Regions from separate parts of the Homo sapiens genome. Here region 2 is linked to region 1. A link is an interaction called in ENCODE POLR2A ChIA-PET data of the cell type or tissue named here. Cell type or tissue: MCF 10A. All regions are shown on one strand. Region 1 overlaps LOC107985014 (a long non-coding RNA gene). Region 2 overlaps HS3ST3A1 (heparan sulfate-glucosamine 3-sulfotransferase 3A1).

Evidence for each region. Peaks named below come from ENCODE experiments on the same cell type or tissue, not always from the same donor. Only the 100,000 strongest peaks of a DNase experiment are listed, where the experiment ranks them.
Region 2: POLR2A ChIA-PET joins it to region 1 with 6 read pairs; 2 of 35 experiments call an interaction of 5 or more read pairs at or near these places.

Annotation. Positions count from the first base shown.
Region 1 is chr17:13,775,460-13,777,959 of GRCh38, forward strand. It overlaps LOC107985014 (a long non-coding RNA gene), which reads right to left. Exons shown (of 3, transcript XR_007065628.1): 3 at 1,169-2,277. Among named protein-coding and RNA genes, the nearest start is that of HS3ST3A1, 170 kb to the left of the region's middle. In MCF 10A, no CTCF peak of the experiment used is centred here; DNase peaks (open chromatin) are centred at 212 and 952.
Region 2 is chr17:13,596,914-13,599,413 of GRCh38, forward strand. The region is part of intron 1 of HS3ST3A1 (heparan sulfate-glucosamine 3-sulfotransferase 3A1); the gene reads right to left. Among named protein-coding and RNA genes, the nearest start is that of HS3ST3A1, 3.8 kb to the right of the region's middle. In MCF 10A, a CTCF peak has its summit at 1,014 (motif pointing right); a DNase peak (open chromatin) is centred at 1,018.

The sequences.
Region 1 (2,500 bases):
GTCTTTTTCACTAGCGTTGCAGCAGCTGACATAGAAATCAAAGTGAATACAGACAAAACGGTAAACCAATGAGAGCCAGGAGGAAAGTATGATACAATTTCATTTCCTGGAAAGTGAATAGGGCAAGAGAAAATATGCCTGTTGTTCAAATACCTGTGCCATGGGTGGCTTTGAAAGAACACTGACTTTGAAGTCAGGAGAACTTGTTTCAACTTGTGGTGGCATCCAGTCCCAACCCTATGACCTTGAATGAGTAAACTTTTTCAGCTCCTGTTTCCTCATCTATTAATCAGCATAACGCCTATGCTATCCAAATCTCAGGGTTATTACATTTCTTGAACTTTATGATGTGCCACACATTGCAATTATTTCATTAATTTTATTACCTTGTTTAATCTTCATGCTGTATGGTGGAGATATTATTATTATCCTCACCCATAAGTTGGAGAGTCTAAGGACACTGGGCCCACATGAGGAAATTAGAGAGGGTTACTTAGTGTAGTAAGAGTACTTAGAGTTTATTTAGTGTCGTCTGAACCTTGGAGGGGTTAAATGAGCTAACCAAGTTCACACAGCTTCAAAATGGTAGAGCTGAGATTCTGACCCAGGACTGCTCGACACCTGAGCAAGAGCACTTAATCACTGCTTAAGGCTCACTCATGTCAGAACAAGAGAGTTTGTAAGTGGACAGGCTTTGCAAACTGTCAAGCACAAGGTAAATGCTGGTGATGAGGAGCAAGTCATTTGTACAACAAGGAAGGCAGCGGTATCATCTGGACGTATGTTTGCCTTCAGGGAGGGATGAATGCCTGGGATTTCAGATCTGATCCAAGTTCAATGTGTCTGGCCCAAGGTTATTTTTGATTCAAGGCCACTGTGTCCTGGTTTCTATCAACACTGAAATAAACACCGCTTTGCAATCTGCGCCTTTTATTAATGATGTGACTCACTTAATGAGGGCTTTGCTGACTCACATCAATCTTCTTTGTAGAAGAGGCCCATCAAGGAATTGTAGACAGCTGCCAGGCTGGATCTACTCTGCGTCAGCGTTTGGCAAGTTCAGCCACCCTGCAAACACCTTTTCTTCAGAAGAGGGGAAAGAGTGAAGCTTCAAGGCTAAAGATCAGCACAACACACACACACACAGACACACACACACACACACACACACATTTAAAAACCTATTTTATTGGGTTTATCTGGACATTGTTGTTGTCGTTGTTTTAAGTTCCAGGCAGCCAAGCAGCCATGGATGGATTACTCTTAAAACCTGATCATAAAATATTGTCCACATGGGCAAAGGCACTAATCAAAACTGTGAAAGGAAAGGTTTGAATTAAGGAAAAAGTTCAATGAGACACAAGGGATTTTTCATTGCAAAGTTTCTCTAATTTTGTATCCCAGGCTGACCCATAAAGGAACAAAATATTCTGCCTTGATGACAACATGTGATTTAGCGTAGTCTGTATTACAGAATGGCCACAGCTTGAAGATGGCAGCATGGTTTCCCCAGAGTCTGGAGCAGAACTTGTAGTTTTGTCTACACACAATGACCCATTGACCATTTTTTCCTGAGGAATTGCTTTTTTTGTTGTTGTTATGTGAAAAAGCTTTGCCCAGTCTGCTAGTTCTTAGGTCTGTTTTTTGTCACTGTCCACATAGAGTTCTTGGAAAACAATACGGGCTAACCCCAAGTTTGGTTGTGAATTTCTTCCATAATAACCCACACGTCTTGTTTTACATGTAAGTTGCTTGCTGTGTCCTTCTCTCCTTGCCCTCCCTATGAGTCACCCACTTAGGTTGGGAGCTTCTAGATAACGACGCCCCTTCCAGGACCAGCATCCGTCCCTTTTCCAACCGCACAGTCCTGCCTGGACTGACGAAGGAAACCTAAAAACAAGGAAAGTTTTCATAAGCATTGCAATAAAAGGAATGGTGCTATTTAAATGTGAGATTATACAATAGATATAACATAGAGTAACACACAAGAATCACCTGGGCAGCACTGTAACTCACCTTTCCAGGATGGCAATTCTGACCTCATAAGAAACATGTAGGGAGTCCCCTTGTAGATTCTATTGTTTCTGGGTTGAGTGATGCTGGAAGTGCGGGGATGCTGAGAGGCTCAAAGAGATTGCTTCATTTAGAGGACTCTCTTTGGCTACCATGCAGAGGTGGAACTGCAGGGCATCTGTGCGGTTCTGAGTTGGGGGTTTCCACAAAACAGTCATTCTCCTCCTCCCCACCCCTGCCTCTAGGCATAAGGAGTGGCAGTGCCTGAGAAGAAGACATGTGGAATTCACAACTGGCCTTGACAGAACACTTGGGCCAGAAGCCAGGCACCAGCAAAGGCAATGGAGGCAGGATAGAGGATTCTCTCCAAAGCAAGATTCCCTATTGCAGCAGGCAGTGGTCACTACAGCAGTTGGCCAGATAGAGAGAAGAACTGCAGAGAGGAATTCATCCTGCCAGAATGCCAGGATGAATTGCTGAAGCATCA
Region 2 (2,500 bases), 180 kb before region 1:
CTTGAAAAACGGGGCCATGATCGTTCGAGGCCAGAAAATTTCAAATTTGGATGAAGTCAGGGGAGCACTAGCTCCTAAACTGTGAGCTGGACAATCTTTGATCTTCCTGTATGCTCTAGAATAAAATGATTCTAGTGATGTCCTTCTCTGCTGAAATTGTCCAGATTTGGCTAAAGAAAAGAAACTGAAATATAAGAAATAGACATGCTAGTGTAAGAGACTGGATAATAAATATTTCCTATCTTGTACCAAAATAATAGACTGAAATATTATTGAATCTAAACATTTATATACATACATATGTATGTGTATGTGTACACACATATTTAACTACTTTATTAATAAGTATCTTTTAGCTTACAAGAAAAAAGAGACATACCTTTTAGTTGGTACAGACAGAAACAAGCAGAAGAGAGCCTCCTTATTAAATTCTAAGCTCGCCTGCTCTTGAACTACAGTAGAGGTATTCGGTCCTGACTTCCAGCAAAGATCTCAATGTTTTGAAGCTAAGGAAACTTTTTCCTTTCCTTTATGAAGCCACCATACATACAAGAGAAATGGACACTATTCATTGCAAGGGACTGCTTTACCGTGACATGCAAGCCACAGACATTTGTTTTAGTGATATCATGTCTGCTAAATTAAGTAATGAGGAGTGTTTTTTTTTAAACTCCACCAGGGTCGAGTTTCTCAGCATATAAAAATTTGCCTTTGTTTTATTTATTTTAGAGAAAGTCTATTAGGACATTTAAATTAGTGAGAATAATTTTCTTTCTAGAGATTTTGAATAATAAATATTTTCTTTATCTTTACTACAAATGTGCTCAAATGAAGGAAGTGTTTATTACTTCACTCTTGGAAAAAACTTCATAAAGTATTTTATTTTCTTCCCAGTGAGAGTAATTGACTGAAAAAGTTCAGCAACAGGTATTTCTAACTGACAAACTCATTCTCCAAGACACTTTCTTCAAACTTGCTAATTGCAGCAGATTTGTCCCTTTGTGAGGACAGTAGGTGGCACTGCCACCACAAACTATCATGGCTAACTGAGTGATTTCACTGGGCAAAAAAAGGCTAGACCTTTTAGGATTCTCCCGTGTCAATGTACACCTAAAAATAATTATATAGGTTTTTCTCTTCCATAATTCACTGCTGGGTGCAAATATCTGGAATTTATTTCTGTTCGTGTGTGTGTCTGTGATAGTGTGGTCATAAGTGTGTGGTACAAATCCTGTATTGCAAAGTTTGGGCTGACTCATGCAGGTCTAACTGAATCCCCTGTTCTAAACTATTAGCTAAATATAAGTAGCTAAAATGCACTTAATATTTAAGTGGCATTCTGGGTGGGAGATTTTTTTTTCATAGACGAGCCTTCAGTCTTGCTCACAAACATCAAACTCCAAGTTCAGAGCCAAGATGAAAGAGAACTGTGGGGAAATTTCATTAAATAATCACATAATCCAGGCTCCATAGGTTGGATTTTTTTAAAATAAGTTTCCTATGTAATTGAGTTAAACGTAAATTTATGCATCCAATAAAAAACCACTGCAAATGGGAAAACAAAGACATTGCTCCAACACTTAGAAAATTAAATTCAGCAAACCGTGAAGTCTACTGTGCAGTTATTTTTGTGACCACCATAAATTGCTTTACAAAACTCTTCTGCTGCAGTAAACAATCCAAGAAGAGATTTACTTTATAGCATGCATTCAGTTTCCAAAGGAAAGAGTGGCCTACAAGTTTATGACTCTTTTTTTTTCTTTCTTTCTTTTTTTTAAAAAACTACTTGTGTTTCTAGTTACCTTGAAACCTTCCTCCCCTTACAGGAGCTCAGAAAGGTCCATGGAAAATAAGATCCAGGTCTGCAGATACACCGTGCCCTCAAATACTCATTTCTGGAATAAGAAGAAACAATCCTACTTTGTGGAAATAAAGTTTATATGGCAAAAGGAAAATAAAGGGTTTTAGTACTAAATATTTCACCATATTTAATAGCACCTCAGAGCCCAACATAGTGTTAGATGTTTCAGACAGTCAGCTTGAAATGTGTTCGCTTACAGCACAGTACGAGGCCGAATTCAATGCAAACTGCTATAGATAAGAGTTTTAGGGGTCTTTAATCACTTCTTTCTCGTGTCCTTGATGGAAAAAACAGAGCTGCCTTTGTGCTAAAAAGAAGGACCTGTTGTTTCCAGATTCAACAGGTCATTTTTATAAGAACTTCCCAGAGGATACAACATAAATGACAGAAACACAAGGGGATATTTTAAGTGGCTGATGATTTTAAATGATATATCATCTATATTAAGGGAAGGTTGTTTGTTTTTTCTTTCCAACAAATGGAAAGTTACTGTTTTAAAAGTGTTTAATGTTCAAATTCTATTTTTAGGGCCAAATCTTTTCTCTCTGAGTGGATTGACTGTAAATTCGGCTCCTGAAATCAATCTGAGACTGCAATTGGCCCCTCAAGTAAATAAACTTGTCAAATCATATCCATTTC